Regions from separate parts of the Homo sapiens genome. Here regions 2 and 3 are each linked to region 1. Evidence: chromatin loops called from intact Hi-C (ENCODE). Cell type or tissue: heart right ventricle. All regions are shown on one strand.

Region 1 (8,000 bases):
ACCCCATTTCACAGATTTACTTTATCTGCCTGGTCCTCAAAGGCACCTCAGGCTAGTGCAGTGACAAGGAGCCCAGCAAAAGACACAGAATCTAGCACGATGTTTTTTAAACTTCAGGTCATGACCCACGAGTGAGCCATGAAACCAATTTAGTGGCGCACCACCAGCTTTCCTTTCCTTTTAAAATTTTTCTTTCATCTTTCTTTTTTAATAGCACAGAAAACACCATGTGCTGAAAATAGTAAGAATAGGTATTATGTAAATGTTTTGTTTCCTGTTTTATATATACACATACCCAGTCATGAAGTATATTTTTATTTTTTATTAATTTACTTTTTTTTTTTTTAGAGACAGGGTCTCACTCTGTGGCCCAGAGTGGAGTGCAGTGTTGAGATCATGGTTCACTGCAGCCTCAAACTCCTGAGTTCATGTTATCCTCCCACCTCAGCCTCCTGAGTAGCTGGGACTACAAGTGCGTGCCACCGTGCCTGGCTAATTTTTTTCTATTTTTCGTAGAAACAGGGTCTCACTGTATTGTCCAGGCTGTTCTTAAACTCCTGACCTCAAGCAATTCTCCTGCTTTTGCCTCCCAAAGCACTGGGATTCAGGCATGGGCCACTGTGCTCAGCCCTGACTGTATTTTTAAACTACTGGTGACAGGTTAAAAACAAACAAGCAAGCAAACAAACAAGAACCTAAAACACAGTAGTCTACCACAGTCCACAGGGTAGGGAATTAGAGAAGAATCTGATATGGAAGTTCTGCCTCCCAGACTGTGTGAGGACAGAGGTTGAGGTAAAGAATTATGGGTCCTGGAGCACCTCTTCAGAGACACTTCATTCCCAACTTCTGAGGAAACTGAGGCTGTCGATGAGGCTTGTGTGACCTGGGCCCAGCCCTCTGACAGGCTGTCTGCAGAGCTGAGATCAGTATAGCCTTGGGCTGCCGGTTTATTTCTGTACTCAGGGCCCCTGTGCCTTTTTCCCCAAAAGTGGCTATTAGAAGTTTGGGGAACCTGGCAAATCATAATTCCAGCGAGATCACCTCACACAGAGCACTTTTCAATACTCTTCAAAGATATTCACATCTACAAACACTACCTCGGCTGAGTTCTGGAGAAGAGGAAAAGCAGGTTTCAGCAGCACAATTTTATACACAGAGAGGGACGCTGGGCACTGCAGCTGTGGGCTTCACCCAAATCACAGAGCTAGTTAGTGATGAGGCTGAAACTAGAATCCATGTCTCCCAACTTTCACCCTAGATTCCAAACACTTTGCCTCAAGCCTTTTCAAAGGAAGATACCAGTTGATTATCTAATATCCCTAAGGCACCCAGACATCTGCTTGGATTTACTGTGTAGACGGTCCCTTCTTGACTTCCTCTCCTTATGGAAGGCACGATATGGTATAGACAGCAAATTGGAAGCTGGAGAGAATCTTTTAAATTAGTCATTCTTCAACAGTGGTGCACCAGACTCATTCCCGGAAGCTTTTTCAATGTACATGGGCTGGGCTTACTCCTAATCTCCCTGAGGTAGTAACTTCCAGAAATGGGACCTAGTCACGTAGACAAGACTCCCTGCCCTAAGCCTTGAGACATTCAGCTGAATACTCCAGTTGCTAAGCAGCAAAACTGAAACTTATTTGCCTTCTCCTCCTGAGTTGCCGACTTTCTTCTAACGGAAGCATTAATGAACATGGACTTGACCTAAAGGATGAGAGGAGGAAGAAATAGCAAGGGGCCTGAATGGTCCACTAGGTGAAGTCTCTGTTCCTGAGTGATCCTGAAATTCACGCCCAAGTACGTGGTGTTCATGAAAACTAAGCAGGTGTTCTCCACCACACCAGGCCCAGAGCAATCCAGATCCGATTAGAGATGCTCGTTCAATATTCAAAATGTAAAACACAGAGGTTGCTGAATCAGCACTTTGAAAAGTTAATTAAATGCCAGGTTTCTTTTTAAGAGCTACTCCATCACTCACTGATTGCTTTGGCCATTTTGCAGAATGAAGTTTTAACCTGGGACAGTGACAGTAAACGTTCTCTCTCACCTCCGCCTCGTGGAGCAGGGTGAGGGAGCAAAGACTGGCTTCCCCTCCCCACATCACGGCGGGCTGATGGCCCTTTCCAAATTGCCTACAATGCTCAGCCACGAAGCTGCCAAGGACTCAGAAGCTTGGCTTCTCAGGTAGACGATGTGAAGGTGAAGGCGGTTGTCTTGCTGTCGTGACTTGCATTTAAAGCCCAGTACCTCAGCTCCACACTCACCCAGTCCCGTCCTGGTCTTCATCCCAGCTTCTCTCTGACCTACGCTTAGCCTCTCCTGCCTGGCTCAGCGCACCCACTCTCAACTCTCAGGGGAAAGAAAGCCCAGTCCCAGGTCTCAGCCCACCCTTCCTTTGTGCTGTCCCTTCCCCCACAAACCTGCCCTAAGAAGGATGACGACTGATGACAACAGTCAACATTTACTGAGTTTGTTAGGCACCAGCCACTGTCATTATAGTATTTATAATACTATTATACAATTATATAATCACATATGTCCTATACAGTATACATTATCTTATTTCAGTATTATAGTACCTTATTTTATTCTCTTTGTTTCACAGAGGAGGAGCTCAAGAGAGGTAAGTAACCTGCCTAAGGTTACCTACCTAGAAAGTGGTAGGGCCAGAATGCAAGCAGGGTGTCTGACTCCAAAGCTCAGTTCCCAACCCTTACACCATGGAGACATGCGGGCATTTCAACAGCATGGGAAATGCTCCTCTGCTTCAAATCCAACTAATATTTTCAGGACGGGGACAACTTTTCAACTTATAGTAGGGCTGTAGCTTTGTCAGTCCTGATGATCTGGTAGTTAATGTTGGCTTAATTGTTCTGTGATTTATTATATGTTTTATTTACAACGCAACAGTGTGCATCATGGCAAAAAAGAGACCCATCTAGCTAAGTCACCTTTCTCTCCATATTCCTCCCTTTTTGAAATTCTTTTGCTCAAATGTAATCCCTTTCTTTGGCATTTGGAGCCCACACTGACATTTGACGGTGTGATTTGGGCAGCTGAGCACAAGCTGGATCCCAGTGGCACATCTGTGACTTCAGCCACATGGGACCATGGCAGAATCTTGGATCCTCATAGTTTTATTCCTGCCTGCAGGGTCTGTCTCCTCCCTGCTGCATCAGGGGGCCTGATCTGGCCATCATGATCGAGTGGGACTAGCAGGTAGTTATGACCCCCAACTGCAGGGACCCCATGAACTTCTGGGGAAGAGGCCGCAAAACAACCTGGATTCCCTTCACCAGACAGAAGAGGCCTTAACTGCTGCTACATGGGTTATGTGCTGAAGGGTAAAAGGCAGCCCTAATGTAGACATCACCTCAGTTAAAATGTTTCTCTCGAGTTTAATGGAATACTGCAGAGATCTAAATGGAGATAAAGTACCACGGCTCAGAGAACAGCCAGGATGCTATCTTTATGCAGCATGACAATGTTCAGTGGTTAATTAGACACCGTTAACCTATTTTAGCAGGGGACATAACCGAGATAAATGGGGGGAAGCGTCCTTGAAGTCTCTTAATATCCACAGCACATACTGGACCCTAGACCCACCTCCCTGCTGCAAGGCAGAACAGGCTTAAAATAGACGAAAGTGCCAAGCACCTGGAGCCTTGCCTGTGCCCGTGGAAGGCCCTATGCGAGTCCATCCCTCAGGGATCACTCCGACCTGGGGAGGAATGTGAAGGGTTTGGATGAATGGTTCTGACTATAACTTGTTGCAGGTGAAAGAAACGCCAAAGCCATAGGAAGGCACCTGCATGATTCCCATTACAAAAGAGACAAAACTGCAGCCAGGGGCCAAAGGCATGAAGAAAAACTGGCCAGGGGAAGAGCAGGAAAGAGATACCAACTACGTTGATGCCAAAGCTACTTTACATTTTTAAAATGTCAAGTAAAAATTTCTTCCTCTGGAGGAAAAAAAATCAAAATGCCATTTTCTTGCAAGGTTTTCTACCCTCATAATTTTTAAATGTCCAAGAAAAATCTCACAGTTGCCTCCAAACCTCATTGAGGTAAATTTTACCAAGGCATGAGAGAGAGAAGGCAATATTCCCGGATCATCTAATGCCACCAGCAAATCCAGAACCAAGGCTCTACTTTATAAATGTGTGAAGCGCCAAATGAGCCTTTGCAGTGAAAACCCAAATGTGAGGAAAGGAGAAATCTGCCATTGTCATCTTGGCCACACTGCTCATTCAATCCCAGGCGGTACACTGGATAATTGGGGTCCCTCTGCTCTAAGCTGCCCCCACACCTGCAATACTCATTAAAAGCTAGATATTTCTCATGAACTGAAGTTTTCCTTGTCCAACAGATTTCTCCTCATTTAAATCTCCCCTGAAAGCTGCAGTCACCACCCTCTTTCCCCTCAGTTCCTAGTTCTTGCCACTCATGTGTTTAGCATCTAGTATATGCCGCTAGGTACCATATTTTCTTCCTTCTTTTAAAACAGGCAGGTATTCCCTAACACCCAAATTTTGGCACTCTGGGGTTTTAGGTCACGCTAGATCATATTTAGCTCCTGCCAGCACAGTTCATCAGTAAGATGTCTGGTAGACTGATAAAAAACTCATGCCCATGTCCTCTCTTTACACTGCCAAGGCCTAGTGAATCACAAGGCAATTCCTGGGAGAATGTTGCCCCCTGCTGCTCACATTAAAAATGACAGCTTTGTTTTGCTTCAAACTAAATGTGTGAAAAAAGGTTGAAATACACAGAAACGCTTTGAGTAGCTACAGTTATGGGAACATATAAAATGTAATATGCCTGCTATCAAGAAAAGGCAGCAGAGTTTAGAACTCTAGAGGTTTTAGCCCTCTCAAATGAACATTTTTTTATTCAGGAAACCATTACTGGATCACTAATCATCTACTAGGCAGGAGTGAGAGGTGTTGGGAATTGGGGATCTTTTGCTCAAGATTTTACAATCTGGTAGGAGAAAAGAACATTACAGAAATAACACTAACACCTCCATAAACTTACATACTGTAAGGCCAAAAAGACTCTCACCACCAGATGGGTACAGCGGTGTGCACCTGTAATCCCAGATACTCAAGAGACTAAGGTGGGAGAATCACTTCAGCCCACGAGTTTAAGACCAGCCTAAGCAACACAGCGAGACCTCATCTCAAAAACAAACAAACAAAACCCAAGAAAACAAACAAAAGACTCCCACCACATCCAAACACTCCCACCACATCCAAACACTCCCACCACATCCAAACCCTCCCACCACATCCAAATACTCCCACCACATCCAAACTGTCAGCTGCTAGATGAAGAAGTGGAGACCAGGAGTCCTCAAAGAGATCTAATGAAGGCTCCAAAGCCAGTGGACGCAGTGCTGGACCTGGAAACTGAGGTTCACAATCCCTCATTCTACTGAGCCCCAGATTTGACAGGACAAGTGAGGAAGGTGTAAGCAAACTGTCACAGGAGCACTAAAGAGGGAACCAGCCATTCTAGCTGGGGATCTGGGGAGGCTTCATGGAAGCCTTGCCAATGGAGAGATGAGGAGGCTTGCAATGGGCAGAAAAGCTGCAGGAGGGAAACCACTCGAACAGAGGTCAGAGGCATGCAGGGGCTGAGGTGTTCGGAAAACAGAAGGGGACATGGTGTGGCTGAAATAAGGAAAAGGTGGTGGCTGGAGATGAGAATGGCGTCAGGGCTGAGTGGGTAAGCAATAAGACCAAATAAGTTGGTATTACTGGTGTCAACTCTATAAATACATACACTGACATTGATCAGGGATCAGGAGGGATTTGGGGGCTTGAAATTAACCATGGGTTCTTTGCTTTCCCCCTTCAAGTTACTTATGCCCACATATAGAGACCTCAATGATCTAATATTTTGCAACTTACCTTGTATCCTGCAGTACAAAAGCAGCACAGAGCAGTTAAATGGAAGTTCTTATTCTTCCCACTGGGAGAAAGAAGGGGGTTGGGGGTGGGGAGAAGCAGCTAAGAAGAACCGCTGTATGAGTGTTCCCCAAATGTCTGCCATTTCCAAGTGCCACCTTCACCAATTTTGCTATAGCTATGTACTTTCTGCAACCACTTAGCATTTTCTTTAAATTGATTCCTTGGTTTTAATACATTTTTTTTAAAAGAAAACTCTACATCTTCATGGAAAGCTATCATCACCAGCCATAGGGAAATAATTGTAAAAAAAAAAAAAACACACAGCTTTTTAAAAACTACAAACTTTATTAGCTAGACATTGCTGTTTGTCAAAAATCCAAGAGCGTACGGCCTATTTTGTATTAAAAGGGGAGATTAGTAGGGTTAGAGAAGTGTTAAAGAAACACTGGCTGTAAATGGAGACTTTTCCATTGGCATGATCAGAGGATGTGAAAGCTAGTGGAAAAGAATAACTTTGGGACTAGACACGAATCTTGGGAAAATCGAGCTACAAGGATGGAAGATGGAGATAAACGAGACTGGATGTGGTGACTGAGACTAGTAGAAACCATGTGCCACAAGTCAAGGGACAAACTTCTCAGTGCTTCTGGAAACCTTTATTTCAATTCATGTTTAATTGCTGGAGTGGGTCTTTTACTTTTCCTGTACAGAAGTTTCTGCTCTATAATGGGGAAACCTGTAAAGATTTCCTTCTAGTAACTAACCCACCATCTTCTCTGCTTCTGTTCTTTTACATTCTGTGATTTCCCCGAAACCCCATAAATACACTGAGACTCACCCAAGTCATGAGGTACATGAAGAGAAGGTGCCTCAGTTCTGGTTGCTGGCATGCGAGCCACTGGGGGAGCACAGGACCATGTGTGGCAGCCTCCTGGGAGGCTCAGGGCCCACCCTGGTGAATCCCTGGTAAATAAGAACCAAGGGCACCCTGCCACTTCAACACGTGGGCTCTTTTACAATGGGTGCTGTGAAACCTGGAGAAACTGGTGTAGCCATCAGTATTCAGCTCTGGTGGGGGCAGCATGGGTCAAAAGGTAAAATCACTGACCGACCCACTAGACCAGAAAAAACTCGGATGATGTGAGGGGCCTCCATTTCCTATGCATATTTATACCTATGTGTGCCCAACCTGTTTCATCTATATTAAAATTGCTGTTGGGTACTTCTCCATACAGGACTCAAAAGAAAAGGAAAGAAGTAGGTGTGATGTTCACAGATGCATTTTATTTTTGAGAGACCGAATCCATCAAAGGGAGAACAAGGAGATCATTTATGTTCGGAGAATTTTAACCAATGGTTGGCCTCTCTAATCATTCCCTCCTGGCTTTCAGCTGCTCACTCTGCAAAGCAGCAGGTCCCCCTTAGCAGAGACTGGCTGGCTCAGGGGACACAACTTTTTTCCTTGGAAGTTTTTTTGTTCAATAAGATTGCTTCATACGATCAACATCTCAATTCTGTGAGGGTCCCAGAGGGTAGCAGTAAAGACAATTTTATTCTAACAGACTCACTCTTGCACAAATAGTATAGTGCATGGCCTTTTTGTGAACTTGAGATAAATGCGTGCAGCGCTCAAGGTTTGAGAATGGGCACGGCTGCAGAACGAGAGGCACATTCTATTATACTAATTAGCTGTACGACCTTGGGCAGTGGGGCAAGGTGACATTTAAGGGCCTTTCTAACTCTAAGATTCTATAACTCAGTGTCACTTAACCTCCCTAGTTCTCATTTTCTCCATCTCCAAACGGAAGGGGCCAGACTCCATAGCTCCTCAGGTCTCTCCCCAGCTCTGTGAATGATCACCAACCCTGCCTCCCCTTGATTCTGGCCCCCACCCACATCTGTTCCCCATTAATACTGCTCTCCATTCTGACAACCCCCACGCAGTCCCTTCCTTGCAACTGGTTTATCCAGCCCTAAAAATCTCAATCAAGACAGTGTAGTGTGCAGGTTTGGAAACTGCAATGACAAAAAAAAAAAAAAAGGAGGGAGGGAAGGAACAGAGGGAGGAAGGCAGGCGGGCAG
Region 2 (8,000 bases), 130 kb before region 1:
CCAAAACACTTGGTTTATGGATTTCATCTACACACCCAGCCAACAATCCAACTATCCATATATCCACCTGACAAAACTCTGCCCCTGATCCATTTATTAAGAACTATGTGCTGGGCACCGTGCAGATACTAACACTCTTCTCTACCTGCAGTAGGTTCTCCAAAGCTAAGAGAAGTCCAGAGGTCTACCTCCCGTAAGGAATGGTGCATACCATACCAAAGTACAGAGTTTGCACCAATTATGAAAGGGGAGACCCTATTAAGCAAATTACAAAGCACCAGTCACAAAACCATATGCATTTAGGACAACAGTTCTTAACCCTGGCTGGCATATTAATCACCTAGGGAGCTTTAAAATAATGCCAATGTCTAGGCCTTATCCCAGACCAATTAAATCAGAATCTCTGGAAGTGGGGCCCAGCACGGATATATTTTCTTAAAGCTTCTTAGGTGATTCCAACTTGCAGCCAGGGTTGAAAACCACCAAGTTAACTATTTCCAGAGTGCTATTCCTGAAATCCACAAATCTATTAGATGGTACAAAGACCACAAAACTCTCCCTCCCATCCACTGCACCTGTCATCTGGGCTGTATTATAACGCTACATCAATAAAATGTTATTTTAATATTATGGTCCAATTATTTATTTGTTTATAGCAATGAAATATTAAACAAGAGAGGATTTTAGGTCATGCACCATCCTCCCAATGCCCCCCGCCCCCACCTATTCTGAGAACCAGAAGGGCATATGGTTCTAGCAGGGAGGAAACTGTTGAAAAGCCCTTGCTCTTGCTTAGGAGAATGGAATTGGCAGTGTCCAGGCAAGAAGCAGCCTCAGCTCAGTAACCTGACAGGAGGGAACCTTCATAGTTCAGGCATGATTATCAAACTCTTTGTGCTCTTAAAGGAGAGTAATTATAGGCATGTGAAAAAAGGGAAGCACTCCCTGAGGAACTCTTCCTCACATGCTTCCCAAGAGGCAGTAGGGCCATTAAAAATTCCATGATGAAGAGGAAAAACAGCCTGGGAACAGCCAGGAGGCAATACAGCAAATTAATACACCAGCCCTCCTCGGGGAAAGCTGTGATAAAACAGGAAACACTTCTCTCTTTGCAAAATAAAATTATACCACTAATGATAACATTGTCGCCACACACACACACACACACACACACACACACACACACACACACCATGCTAATGATGCATGTGAAATTTCCAATGCTGCCCAGGTGCTTTGAAAGAAATGTTTCCCTACTACAAATAAAATGGGACAAGAAAAAGACACAATTTCCACTGGAAACAGTTTTTAGTATAGTCATTCACCTGCCTCTTCCCTGCCACTACTCCTTCACACTCCTCCTTGGTGCCAGGCTTTTGCTAAATGATCCACTCTTTGCAAAGCCTACTGCCCAGTTCTGAATCCAATCTCATCAGTCTGCCACACTGGAGCTAGACGGTTCCATCTTCACTAACCCCTTGCTGGGGAGGAACGATTACAAAGGAGTGACCAGTTGCCCTGAGAGCTCAGTATGTCATCATTCACATTTTCTAAAAATTGCATAGAAGTCACTTGCGCTGATCATTTCCCATGAAGCAGTGGTTGCCAAGCTTTATTGAGGTGCACCCTCATGAGTAAAAAATCTGAAAAAAAATTATGTATGTAGTACATATACATAAAATATAAATACGTGCTACTAGACACATATGTATAATTTAAAACAAAAAAAATTTTGCTATAATTTTTTTGCTATAAATAAATGTAAGTTTAAAAATTTTCTTTCCCTTTCCCAAAGAACCTTCATGTATGCAACCCACTTGGTATCTACTGCCCTGGGTATGACGTCTAGAAGTAAGGACAAAGACGATGCATGATTGTCCACATTCTCTTTCCTTTGCTTTCAGCAATGGTCTAAAACAATAAGCAATATTACCCTAGAGCTGAGCATACCAGAAGCATAGTAGAGACTTCCTCAGGTTTCCAAGTTCAGCCACAAACACTGCCAGGCAAAAGAGTGAAGACAGTGGTATGGATAATGAGATACACAAAGAAACAAGAAGCTGATGCCTAGTCCAGCCACAGGATAAGGCTTTTAAAGGAAACAGGAAACCTGACAAAAGTACGAATACTGATCTCAGCACAGCACAGCTCTAGGTAGCAGAGGTAAAGAGAGGAGGGAAAGTAATCCACTTTCAGCATTCTGACATGATATCATGCTACTCAAATCATTTTCCCAAACAGTATACACAGACATTATTTTATTTGGTATTAAGACAAAAAGCTAAAGGACTGTTTTCCTATGGATTAAAATCCTGTTGTCTTCTATGACAGCTTGAGCACAACCACCTCTAAAAAGATCTCCCTGAGCCTTGACATTAGGGGCCCCTCCTCTGTGCTTTTTCAAACCTTTATTGTAGTTGTCAACTTCCATACCTGACTTTCCCATGAGAATGTAAGCTCCTTGAGGGCAGTATCTAAACAAAGAGCTGGCTCATAGTAGGGTTCCAGCAAACGCTGAATGAATTAATGATGAATAAACATCATGCTACTGAAGGAAAGGCCTTACTACTAATAGTTTATATCATTCCACAATTTTCCACATTCTTTTCTTTTTTTTTTTTTTTTTTTTTGAGACAGGGTCTCACTCTGTCATCCAGGCTAGAGTGCAGTGGCATCATCACAGCTCACTACAACCTTGACCTCCTGAGCTCAAGTGATCCTCCCACCTCAGCCTCCCAAGTAGCTGAGACTACAGGTGTACATCACCAGACACAAATGATTTAAAAAAAAAAAATTTTGTAGAAACAAGGTCTCACTCTGGTTCAACATTCTTTTTTTTTTTTTTTTTTTTTCTTTTCTGAGACGGGGTCTCGCTCTGTCCCCCAGGCTGGAGTGCAGTGGCGCGATCTCAGCTCACTGCAAGCTCCGCCTCCCGGGTTCACGCCATTCTCCTGCCTCAGGCTCCTGAGCAGCTGGGACTACAGGCACCCGCCAGCACACCTGGCTAATTTTTTGTATTTTTAGTAGAGACAGGTTTTCACCGTGTTAGCCAGGATGGTCTCGATCTCCTGACCTCATGATCCGCCCACCTCGGCCTCCCAAAGTGCTGGGATTACAGGCGTGAGCCACCGCGCCCGGCAGTTCAACATTCTTAATAACACCATTTGTGATGGTCTCTCTTTTCAAAAGACATTCCATACAGAAATACCACTTCTTCAGTAGAAAGACCTGGCAGTAGGTTATGGTGCAAAATTTATTATTATAGCCCATAGTAGAAGTTCTAACTGTATCCATGAAAGTAACTTCTTTGTGCAGCCTGAACCTCAAAAGCTATGAACATAACCATTTAAGAACTTATTAGGAATAAAAAAGAGTCATCAGAACCTTGGAAAGAAATTCTTTGTGCCACCAGAAACAGTACAACTTCTAGGGTCCAGCCTATTAGCTACTCTTTTCTGCATAACAGCCCTGTAGGGGGTGCTACAATTAAAACCATATTTACTTCCCATGTCACCTAAAAGAATTTATATTTGTAAGGAGTCACTCGTTTGACTAATATATGTTAATGCCTAACAAGTCCCAGATACTGTGTTAGGTGTTATGAAGTTATCAGGGAACAAGACAACATCCCAGTACTTTGAAGCTTATATTCTAGTGGGAGAGACTGAGGGATAAAGTGAAAAAGAAAAAAATTAAAAAAGAAAAACCAAACCAACTAAAATAAACTAATAAGCAAATCCAATTCAGACTGTGATAGAGCCATAAAGGAAACAAACAGATAACGAGCAGGAAGTGCTGGAGGTGGCCCCTTAGACGGGATGGTCTGAGTGGTCCTCCTTGACGAGGTGGCACCTGAGCTGAGACAAGCAGCAGCTCAAAGACAGTTTTCCAGTCAAAGGGAAGAAGTGCAAAGTTTCAGCGGCAGGAAAGGACTGCTGCAATTTTTGAAGAACAAAACAGAACTCCCTAGTACTGCTGGATCTCTCTCCCACAGAGGGAGAAAATTATACGAAAGGAGGCTGTACATGTAGGGAGAAGTCAGATTATGCAGGGTATTGCAGGCTCATGGCAAGGAACATTAATAATGTTGTTTGAAGATGGGGCTTTTAGCAGCAGAAATAAAATGAAATATGAGCCAGAAGACTTAGGTCAAAGTTGAGACTTAATCACATACTAGCCTTGGACCACAGGAAAGATACTTCACTGCTCTGCCTCAGTTTCTACATCTGTAAAACATCTATTTACCTCAAAAGATTGTCAGGATCAAATTGGATACTGTACACAAGCATACTCTATAATTTGAGGGGTAATAGAAAGGAATATAGTATTGTCCAGAAGCAAATAACCGCTACTAAAAGACAATTACCTGGCAGAGCAGTGTGCTGGTGAACACCTTCGGTGAGAAGCATCGGCAAGAACATCCAGGGAGTAAAGGGGAGACAGGGGATTGAACTGCAGGAATGAATAAGACTATTTTAGTAAGGCTTACATGAAACGGACCTGATCCTAAAGGGTAACCTACATTTGATTACTTTTCCCCTTTGACTATCCAACTCTTGTTATACCAAACACAGGCACTGTTCAGTAAAGTCACACATATTTCATAGTTTGCCTATGAATGTACCAAACCTGATCTAGCACACCTCGGAAAAAAAAAGCTATTCCTTATTAAACAACAATTTTTCAAAAACTTCTGACATACAATAGTCACTTAAATGGCAGAAGACAGTTTTTTCCACATGATATAACAGGAACTTGTGCCTGCTGATTATCAACTATGTATCAGCCCTTGTTCCCAAGAAGATTAGCATGAAATTACCTTTTCATTTCCTTATCCTGGCAAATGTTTCCAAGAATAACCGGTTGACACATAACAGCAGCATAGTATTGTGGAAAGAGAACTAGACTAAGAATCAGAACACCTTTTAGTTCCAATCTACCACTGAGATACTGGGTGTTAAAAATTACATAACCTCTGAGCTTTACTATCCTTATCTGTTAAATGAATATATCACTATCTGTCTTACCTAATCACTCCATCACCTAGGCTGGAGTGCAGTGGTGTGATCTCAGCTCACTGCAACCTCCACCTCCCGAGTTCAAAAAATTCTCCTGCCTCAGCCTCCCAAGTAGCTGGGATTACAGGCGCCTACCACCACACCCAGCTAATTTTTTTTTTTTTTTTGTATTTTTAGTAGAGACAGGGTTTCGCCATGTTGGCCAGGCTGGTCTCGAACCCCTGACCTCAGGTGATCCACCTGCCTCAGCCTCCCAAAGTGCTGGGATTACAAGCATGAGCCACTGTGCCAGGCCTGCCCTACCTATTTTACAGGGTTATTATGAGGGCTAAATGAAATATTGCTTTCAGAGTATAATTTCAGTTTCTCATCTGCAAAACATCTATTTGACTTCAAAAGGTGGCTGTGAGGATCAAAGGAGATCCCTCACTTTATGTTTGCTAGCTTTCTTTGGACTTTTCCCACAACATAACAGTCCTCTCTAAAAAGTTTAGAACTTAATACCCTCTGACATACAAAGACTGGAAGAACCCGGAATGATAACTTCAAACTTGTTTTATGAGAATACAAACTAAGCAACTGTTCTATCTGCCACAGAGGTTCCAATCTTGGTTCTATTAGCTGTATCACTTTGGGCAAATAGTTTGAATCTTACAGATCTCCAGTTCGTCATTTGCAAATAACGGATCTGGATCAGGTGACTGCCACAGGTCCCCTTCTGCCTTTGGATCCTCTGATGCAAACATGATTAGTGCTCTAGCTTAGTGTTCCCCAAACTGCAGTCTCTCACATACCACCTTCATGACTTTCCTTATCTGCCTACAACCTGTACTACTGTTTACTTATTATTTTTCCTCATATCAATTATTTTTGCTCAGCTTTGTCCTTACTATATTTCCGTGAAATAACAGGCTTGATACCATAATTACATCTTTTCCAATGTACACTATAATACATAACTTAAAAATTGGGCATCTATATGCCATCTAAAATCATCTCATACATATACACCAGTTATGTCTTCTACCACTCTAGTTCATTTTGAAACAGCAAATTCATAATGAAGATTCCAAGTCTAAAATGTGGATCGTGTATATCAACTCAGTAAGCTACTAAGTTGTTAAAAAAAAAAAACAAAAAAACCCACAACAAACAGGAAGCCTACAACTTTTCACCTGTCAGTGTTCATCTATTTTACAACTAATCACCAAGATAATGCAATCCTCCAAAAAAATCACAAAGCTTCACACATAAAGAAACATATCGATAACCACTGTGAGTTAATTTTTAAATTGTGAGCCCTCCACATGGGCCTAAATATGCCAAGGGGCCCCTCAGGGGGTAGCCAGGGAAAAGACTAAGAAGGAGAGGCTCTAAGGCAGGGGTCCCCAACCCCGGGGCCGCACAGCAGGAGGTGAGCTGTCAGCAAGCAGCTGCTCCCCATCGTGGGCATTACCGCCTGAGCTCTACCTCCTGTCAGATCAACAGCCACATTAGATTCTTATAGGAGTGCAAACCCTACTGTGAACCGAGCATGAGAGGGACCTAGGTTGTGCACACCTTATGAAAGCCTAATGCCTGATGATCTGTCATTGTTTCCCATCACCCCCAGGTGGGACTGTGTAGTTGCAGGAGCACAAGCTACATTATGACCAGTTGTATAATTATTTCATTATATATTACAATGTAATAACAACAGAAATAAAGTACACAATAAATGTAATGCATTTGAATCATCCCAAAACCACCCCCCTCACCACGCCCCCAACCCGGGTCCATGGAAAAACTGTCTTCTACAAAAATGGTTCCTGGTGACATAAGGTTGGGGACCACTGCTCTAAGGCTTTGACCCCACTTCACCCAAAGCAGCTCTACCTTCTGCTCCATACGTTTAGGCTTCAACATAGTACTTCTCAACGCAGGATTCTGATGTTGAACTAAACCATATGCAAATCAGATTCATTCTGCTTTCTTACTGCAAAGTTCAAAACTAAAATAAAAACAGGATTCCTATGAAATATATGCTACAAGAAACTAATGATCACAGTTGAACCTACAAAGAGGAATTAGCTGCAGTTTTTACCAGTAAGTGTTGGATACTCTTAGAAAACGGTTCTCCAAGAAAATCAAAATAACAAGAAAGAGGAAACCTTACCTCATGTGCACAAGCAGAAATGTGAGGAAAATCAGAAGCCAACGCTTTATTCTTTCTAAAGAAAAGGAAACCAAATGATAAAATAAAGATGACAAAGAAAAATGATCTTACCTGATTTCGTTCTCTTTTCCCAGCTGATGGTAACCAGAAACTAAAGAGAGGGAGAGAATAACAGGAAAGAAAACAATAAAAGAAGTGATAGGAAAATTACAGAAGGGAGAAGAAGATAAGATGTTGGAATAATTAAGTAAAGACAAAGAAGGGAATAGAGAAAAGATGTAATCAGAGGAGGAGAAAGAGATTAAATGTATGTGAATGTTTTGCAAAAACAAAAACAAAAAAAAACCTCTTCAAAGGAAAAAGGCTTGTAATGGAATGTAAAAGACTGAACAACAGAAATAAACCCAAGATTACACTGTGACACCAATGATCTCTCAGCTGTGCAGTGACAAGAGTCTCAACTCATGAAGGGCATAAACCACACCCACATCTTTATTTTCTATGTAAAATTAGCCCGAGTTGGATGTGTATAGGATCATAACTGGGTACTGACCATGATGCATACAAGATATATGAAAGAACCAACCATTTTAGGGGACAAGGCTGTCACAAGAATTGGCAGAATTATTTTCCTGTAGCTACATACAGGCTTCCTACAGCACTCACCACAGTAATTAGAACAAAAAGATATTTCACAGGTTGGGCGCAGCGGCTCACACCTGTAATCCCAACACTTTAGGAGGCCAAGGTGTGCAAATCGCTTGAGCCCAGGAGTTCAAGACCAGCCTGAACAACATGGCTAAACTCTGTCTCTACAAAAAATACAA
Region 3 (8,000 bases), 340 kb before region 1:
TGAAGGCTCCTCCATGACTGACTCTGTGCTGCAGACGAATCAGAACCAGATGGGCCCTTGAGGAGCTCAGGGTAAAGTGAAAGACTCCCATAGTGAGGTGGGAAGGAAGGGCTTCACTCTCAACGCTGCCTTCTCCTCGGCAAGGCCGCTCCAAAGGGCATTTGTCTACAGACCAGGGATTCAAAGAACAGAAGCAGACCCCAGCAATGAGCTGCAGCTTCTGGCCTGTACAGCATGCAGATGTACGCATTGCCAGCGGTCTGTGGGCTTGTAGTGCACTTGCCATCGGAAAAGGGCTGGGCTGGGAACTGTGTGTATCTGAGTCACTGAACTGCCCCTCCTGATGGCAAAGGTCTGAACCTGAAGCAATTTCCAGGTAACAGAGAGATTAAGTGTGAATCCTCATTCCAGGGGCCTGGGTTGGCTGGGACCCAGGAAACCTGCCACGGAGGAGTCTAGAAAAGCCCAAACGCACTCTTGCTCTTTCCTGGCCTCTGCTGTCCTGGAGGCTGCAGACCAAATCTTACCTTCCCGCTTTCCTGTAGCATCCCAAGAAACCACAATGCAGCCAATGTAACCTCAACTGTGTGATCCAACTCGGGATTGGCCAGGAATATTTTCTCCACTTCCAAAGCCAGAGGAGCCCTTGCTTTCATGGGCATGACCGCACAGCCCAGCATTTCCAGAGAGGGCAGCTGCCTCCTCGCAAGGTCCTGGGGCCCCGCTGCAGCCACACACAGAGCCTCCCTTCATGCTGCAGCTTGGCTGTTCTTGGCATCTGCTTCATTCCTCTCCTGACCTCACCTGTGCCTGCCTCACCTGTTCAACCATGTGCTGCTGTGGCCTCATTTCCTCAAAGGGCCTGGGGCACAATCCTCTCATGGCCTGGAGGCTTCAGCATACCTCTCCATCAGCGCCTTTCCCCTTGGAAAATTCATGGTTTTTACTTCCCGCACTTAGCTCCTCAAGTTAAACCCTACGCACAGGGGTCCTGTAGGGAAAGGACATGAACCTTATGCTCTAGAAATAAAACTTACATTCCTCTACCTGGCACGTCATCTGTTTCCGTAGAATTTGGATAGGGGCATCACTGGAGCAATGAGAAGAAATACTAAAAAGAACTAATATTTATTGAGCACCTACTGTGTACTAGTTTCTGCTATAAGTACCTTATATTTATCTTTTTTTGTTTGTTTGTTTTTGTTTTTTTGAGACTGAGTCTTGCTTTATTTTCCAGGCTGGAGTGCAGTGGCGCAATCTTGGCTCATTGCAATCTCCACCTCCTGGGTTCAAGTGATCCTCCTGCCTCAGCCTCCCAAGGAGGTGGGATTACAGGTGCCCACCACCACGCCTGGCTGATTTTTGTATTTTTAATAGAGATGGGGTTTCACCATGTTGGCCAGGCTGGTCTCAAACTGCTGACCTCAAATGATCTGCCCACCTCAGCCTCCCAAAGTGCTGGGATTACAGGCGTGAGCCACCGCACTCAGCCATGTTTATCAACTTTTAATCTTTACAGCAATCTAACGTGGAAGATCACAGCAGAAGAGGAATCTGAGATACAGAGAGATTGAGTCATTTATCTGGGGTCACAGAGCTGGGATGTGACGGAGCCAGTGCAGTGGTGTGGTAATAAATGTTTAATGGCCAGCTGGGGGACGGCGGATCTGTAGCATTTGCCAATTTCCGTGGTGTAAATACTCCCATCATGGCTGTTCTCAAACTACCAGTGTGTCATCATGGAATGCAGGCTTGGGAAGAGACAGGCAGCAGCTCAGCATCGCATGGTTTTTCCACCATACATTAGGTGTAAATTGATGGCAAGAACGTAAAGTGAAATGTACTAAGATATGAGGAAGTGAGGAGTGGTATCTATTACCTTTGTTTTTAATACAATGTATTTAATTATAAGTTTATACCATTTAATTTTTAATAATGATTGTGTTTGACCATCAGCCCACAAAACTGCTGAATATTTAACAGTGAGCTCTCCTGAGCTGGTTTGAGCTGGTTCCAGCACACCATTGGGACCAGGATTTCAATTCAGTTAGTCTGGAGCTAGGGTTTTCCCTCTTAACCCCAACACTGCATTGCCTCCCAGAAGGATATAATGCTCCCCAAGCCAGAGCTGCCTCCATGGCTCAACCAGGGCAAAAATGTGGCAGAACCAGTGCTCTCCTGGTTACCTCTTCCCAGGCCCTTCTTTCTGCCTCTTTTCCCCCAAGGGCTCCCCTTTAACTACTTCCAATCCCCTCAGGTTAGCTCAACCAACATTTATTAAACACCCACTCTGTGTCACTGGGGACACAGAGATGACCTTGGACTCTAGGACCTCATGATCTAGGAGAAAAAATAAGCAAATATTCAAATCCAACAGATTGTAAACCAGTCAGGGGCATGAGACAGAGAACAGCTGCAAGGAGAAAGACTAATTCCCCCAGGGAGAAGTCAGGGATGCCTCCACACAGAGGGGGATACCTGAGCAGGGTTTTAAAGGATAAATAGAAGTTTGCTAAGCAGACCAGGGTTGGGGGAAGCAATACAAGAATGACTAGATCTGAGGTGTATACATAGGTAAAAGTTTTCCAGATGTAGGAGGGGACTCAACAATGAAGAGCAGGAGGGAAGAACTGAAGATACGCTCCATATCTTGGCTTGGTGGGGGGTGCCTGCCTAAAGAGACATGAGGATAAGCAGGTTTAGAGTGTGATGCTGTCTTTGATTTTGCACGTGCTGCTGTGTGGTGCCTGCGGGAATCCAAGACGGGCACCAAGGTAGGGCACTGAGACTCAGACTTGGGAGCTGTTGGAGAATGGGCGATAAGAGAATGATGGGAAGGCAAGGAACAGGAGAAAATGCAAGCTGAGAAGAGGGAAGTCGGCTTCAAAATATGTTTATGATAGACTCTAGGAGAGGCATGGAGGGGGTCAAACCACTGAGTGGCCTCCAGAGGCTGGGCATGGGCCCTTGGACGATGATGTCAGGAAGACCAAAAGTTCCTTCCTACAGCTTTCTCCTGTGCCGAGGACAAGGATGGAAGCTGACCTGGGGGATGAGAGGTCTGACTCTGTGCAGCAATTCTTCCACCTTATTTTTTTCAGAACCAAGACATGGGTCTTGGTCTTTTCCCCCTCCACCACCACCTTAAACTTTGCCCAAGTGTTAGATCTACACAAGGTGTTCTGAAGGCAGGAGTTAGAAAGCTGAAATTCTAGGCCGGGTGCAGTGGCTCACGCCTGTAATCCCAGCACTTTGGGAGGCTGAGGCAGATGGATCACGAGGTCAGGAGATCAGAACCATCCTGGCTAACAGGATGAACAGTGAAGCCCCTTCTCTACTAAAAATACAAAAAATTAGCCAGGCATGGTGGCAGGCGCCTATAGTCCCAGCTACTTGGGAGGCCGAGGCAGGAGAACGGCGTGAACCTGGGAGGCAGAGCGCGCAGTGAGCCGAGATTGCGCCACTGCACTCCAGCCTGGGCCACAGAGTGAGACTCCATCTCAAAAAAAAAAAAAAAAAAAAAGAATGAAAGAAAGCTGAAATTCTAGATGCAATGAGCGACACATAACATCGGGGTGAGGAGTGCAGGCACACACCCAGACAGCCTCTGTGCAAATCCCAGCTTTGTCAGCTGTGTGACCTTGGGCAAATGACTTAACGTCTCTGTACCTCAGTTTCTTTACCTGTGAAATGGGGGATGATAATAATACCTACTTCCTAGGATTGTTGTGAGGAAGTGATGATTTCATACATGAAATATTCTTAGGACAAAGCCTGACACACAGTAAATGCTCAATAAATGTCAATTACTACAACTATTACTATTACAATCGCCCATCTCTGGCCTTACACTTTATATTTAGCTCTCCTATCCCCCCTCAGACACTTTTCTTACATCAAATCCTAAAATGATTCCCCAGAGAATTAGGTGGCTTGGAGAAGAGCATCTGAACACCAGTATCTGGCTCTGAAAATGGTGCTGGCTGCACGGCTTCTGCATATTCAGCAGCTGGAGGTCATTCCTCAAACTGAATCAGACCTGAGCACTTTCCAGCCCGTCTGGAGGTCAGGCAAGCCACGGAGGCAGTGAGTGTGTGGTGTGTAGGTGTGCATGCATGCATGGTGGGGCTTGGGAGGAATACCACACTACAAGGCAGCTGCAGTGCTAAATTGCATGGAGCAGGGCTCGGAAAGGTGAAAACCAGAGCTGCTTTCTAAAGCCAGGGTCCTGAGCTCACCCCTGAGCTTCTGAAGGCTCACCCCCTGGGATTCTCCATACACCCCACCAAGGGAAGGCTCTGTTGCAGAACTGTCACCCATGGGGTGCAGTGCCAGTGAGTGCCTGTAGGGGGCTCTAGAGCTCTTCCATTCCCCGTACCCGGGGCTGTGAGGGCATCAGGCTTAAAACAATGGTTGTGTTTACCAAGGCTGTGCGACTGTGCTGTTCTGAGAGGTGAATGAGGGGAAGCTGGGGTCCGCTGGTACCCTGTTGGCGAGACCCGGTTCATCCATGCTCTCAACTAGCTCTGCTTCAGGTTTGGAGTCCTAACCCTCCCTGATCCACCACCTAACACTGATTTGGGCTGCTTCCCCTCAGCCTCCTGGGAGACCCTCACAAGGGTCAGCCTCCTGTCCTTGTGTGGGGAGGTAGGGAGAGCTGCTGCTTTGGCCTCCAGGGTGGGGCAAGGGTAACTTCCAGTTTCTGGGGTCTCAGGTTCTGGCAGTCCAGCACCCCAACCCGTTTGTCAGGGAAACATCAGGCACAGACAGGTTCCCAAAAAGACTTGACTTACCCTGTTCCTCCCTAAGGCAAAATTCAGTAGCCCTGGGTGCTGTTAGGAGACCTCATTCAGCAGATTTATTTACTTAATTGTAACTCTATCAATATATCTGGTCGAGGGAACTTACCCACTGCCATATCTAAGGGCACGGCCAGCCTAACACATTCATATTGGTAAAATGTTAAAGATGGTCATTTGGAGGCAGAGGCAGGCAGATCACCTGAAGTCAGGAGTTTGAGACCAACCTGGCCAACATGGTGAAACCCCGTCTCTACTAAAAATACAAAATAATTAGTACCCAGGTGTGGTGGCACACACCTGTAGTCCCAGCTACTCAGGAGGCTGAGGCAGGAGAATCGCTTGAACCCGGGAGGCAGAGGTTACAGTGAGCCGAGATCGTGTCACTGCACTCCAGACTGGGTGACAGAGTGAGACTCTGTCGCAAAAAAAAAAAAAAAAAAAATTAAAAAACCGAACCTAGAATTAATCTTTCGGGCTTGGTCAAAAGCAGAAAAAAAATAAGAGCAATGTGTTTCTTATCAGACTATTTTAAGAAAAACAGTCATGGGTAGATAGGGTTGCCAGATTTAACAAGCATTGCATAGGATTTACTTATACAAAAAAAGATACTCACATTTATGTAAAATTCACATTTAACTGGGTATCCTGTATTTTACTGGACAGCCCTACTGAAAATATAGGGATTCGTTCAGAGGAAAATTTCCTATTCATCCTCTCCATCCCAAACTGTAATTCCTTCTTTAATCCCCTTGTGTTACATATTGACACGCGAGCCATATTGATCACATTAAACAAAGTAGTCAGTTCAAGCACCCCAGTCTCACTGTAGGGAAGACTATAATTGTGAGATTATGTCAAAGGAATAAAAAGTAATGCCCCAAAGATAACATCAAAAAATTAATAACACTGGACATTTAATGCACACCTACTATATGCCTGGTGCTTGTCCTCTGACTAAATCTTCAAAACAACCCTGGGAGGTAGATACTATTAGTGGAAACTGAAAAGAGAATCTACACATCTAATTTCTGTAGTTCTGGGAAAAGCATGTAAATTTCTGGTCAATTACTTCCTGAGAAAGAAAGGGGAGGGAAACCAAGAAGGACTCCATCCCATCAACAAATGGGCTTATTCATAATGCAAAGGCCAGGTCAGTTGCTATTTGGTTATATGCCACTTACACAGGAAACTGTCTTAATTTCAGTGAATTATCACTGGCTTGGAGTACGGGATGGTGGGAGAGCAGTGGGTAGGAACCCCGTAACAGTCAGCAGTAAGCTGGCCTTAACAACTGAGGAAGATGTGTTATACTCAGGATAATCAACAGCTCATTTGCCATGAATAAAGGCATCGCTCAAGCCACCCCCAAACACTCGGTGACAGTGACACACAGATTCCAAATGTTCTCTGTAAGAAAAAACACCCTTTCTCCTAATCCTTCTTAAACTCAACAAGACTGATTGGTTTTTATTATTCATGAATTAATTTTTTACTCAGGGTCCAACAAGGGAATTGAAGATATAAAATTTCTCACCGATTGAGGGGGAAAGCAGATCTCAACCTAAGCAGCACAGCCAGAGTCTTGCTTGCATTCCTTGGGGGTGGAATGATTTGTTTGTAAAATCAGTTAATAATCAATTAATAATCCAAAGCTTTGAGGTTTGGTTGTTTTTTTTTTTTTTTCCTGAGGAAAAGAAACTATGAGTAAGAACATGAATAAGAATATTGAGATGGAAAAAAAATACAGACAGCTATGGGACCCTGGAATATTAGGTGAAGCAGAGCTGCTTCTTCGTTCCACGATACATATACAAAAAAGGAAATGAGAGAGGAAATAACAGAAGCATTGATGGATTCTAAAGTAACGCACAGATGAGCATGGTCTGTAGGTGAGCAGGCTTCAGGTCTGGGAGTCGCCATGAAGCATCACAAGAAGGGACATGGAAATTCAGAGAGGTCAGTTCCCTGATGACCTCCCTCTAATCACCTCCATAGTGCAGGTTGAGGTACTCAGGAGCAGGGACAACGGCCTCATAGAAGCCAAATGGCCAAGAAGGCGATCAAGGGTGGAGAGATGACTTTGCCTCTCTCTTCACACAGTTCTTCTCCCAGATATTCACATGCGCCAAGTCATAACCCCCCCTTGTCCTCTCTGTGCCTTTGGTCTGCAAACCTGTCATGAGAATGCAGCCAGAGGAACCAAGGAGCAAGGGGAAACTGGGAGGCAGAGCATGGCACGGGGCATAGAAGCCGGCAGTAGTGGGGTCAAACTTGGCACAGCATCACTTACAAGAAACACTTCTCCCATCTTCGTTCAAAGGCAAAGCACCCAGCTTTTCTCAGGGGGGCCAGGTGGTTAACACCGTATTCTCCTCTACCTGCCTGTTCGTATTCAGAGACCAGGCAGTTTTTGCTCCTGGGTGAATTCAGACACGCAAACCTGCAGCCTTTGCATGTTTATGTTTGCACGAAGATATTTATGTTTGGGAGCAAGAAACGGTCACCCTCATCCAGCTACTATGAGAAAAATGGTTACGAGAATTGCTTTGCGCTTTTTGGGAAGAAAAAGGTACAAGCTGTGATTACTGTAATCACAATTATTATAACCATCACATTAAAATTGCTACTATTTCTGTAAAAGCAGTGTTCTTTCTGCCAAAGCTTGTTAGCTTGACTGCTTAGGTAGACAATGTCAACAAACCCAAGAGACAAATGACAAAGAGTGAAGCTAAAAGTAAGAGGATAAATACTGCGCTCTGCATGCTGAAGTCCTGTTTCACCATCAAAAGGAAATGTTTTCTGCTGATCGATTAGGAAGACAAAAACAAAAGCATACAACAGCTCATTTACTGTGCATCACCAAGATCCCAAACTAGGGTTCCAAGCATAGGCGGTGAGATGAGGGGAGGGATTTAAAAATTGGTTTTGCATAAAGTTTAGTGCTTCTTCATATCCTCACCCATACCTGCAGCCCCTATCACCACGCGCCTCAGATAACAAACAGACCACCTGAAATTTGTCTGTAAACAGCAGGTCTACACCCTTCTTGTTTTTTTCACCAAAACGTGAGCCAGCCAGCGGCCATGAATAAAGGTATTGATGGCTGAATCAGAACAGGGGGGCCAATTATAGGCATTCTGCTTTGGGACTTTACCCAACTAATCATGCTCAGCACCTCTGAACAGCTCAGCCAGCCAT

What was found. Hi-C counts contacts between places; a loop is a spot of excess contacts. Peaks named below come from ENCODE experiments on the same cell type or tissue, not always from the same donor. Only the 100,000 strongest peaks of a DNase experiment are listed, where the experiment ranks them.
Region 2: a loop joins it to region 1, with 4 times the contacts of the local background. A loop is called at or near these places in 4 of 110 quality-filtered maps.
Region 3: it touches region 1 in a loop (20-fold over the local background); 70 of 110 quality-filtered maps call a loop at or near these places.

Annotation. Positions count from the first base shown.
Region 1 is chr14:76,047,693-76,055,692 of GRCh38, reverse strand. The region is part of intron 3 of IFT43 (intraflagellar transport 43); the gene reads right to left. Among named protein-coding and RNA genes, the nearest start is that of IFT43, 66 kb to the right of the region's middle. In heart right ventricle, CTCF peaks have their summits at 4,511 and 4,710 (motif pointing left); a DNase peak (open chromatin) is centred at 4,662.
Region 2 is chr14:76,177,216-76,185,215 of GRCh38, reverse strand. GPATCH2L (G-patch domain containing 2 like) reads right to left here. Exons shown (of 10, transcript NM_017926.4): 7 at 7,174-7,228; 8 at 4,367-4,452. Among named protein-coding and RNA genes, the nearest start is that of GPATCH2L, 29 kb to the right of the region's middle. In heart right ventricle, a CTCF peak has its summit at 3,478 (motif pointing right); no DNase peak of the experiment used is centred here.
Region 3 is chr14:76,383,699-76,391,698 of GRCh38, reverse strand. All of the region lies in intron 1 of ESRRB (estrogen related receptor beta), which reads right to left. Among named protein-coding and RNA genes, the nearest start is that of ESRRB, 12 kb to the right of the region's middle. RefSeq lists a silencer at 4,399-4,498 and an enhancer at 4,698-5,198. In heart right ventricle, CTCF peaks have their summits at 4,113 and 4,338 (motif pointing right); a DNase peak (open chromatin) is centred at 4,358; H3K27me3 peaks cover 1,735 bases.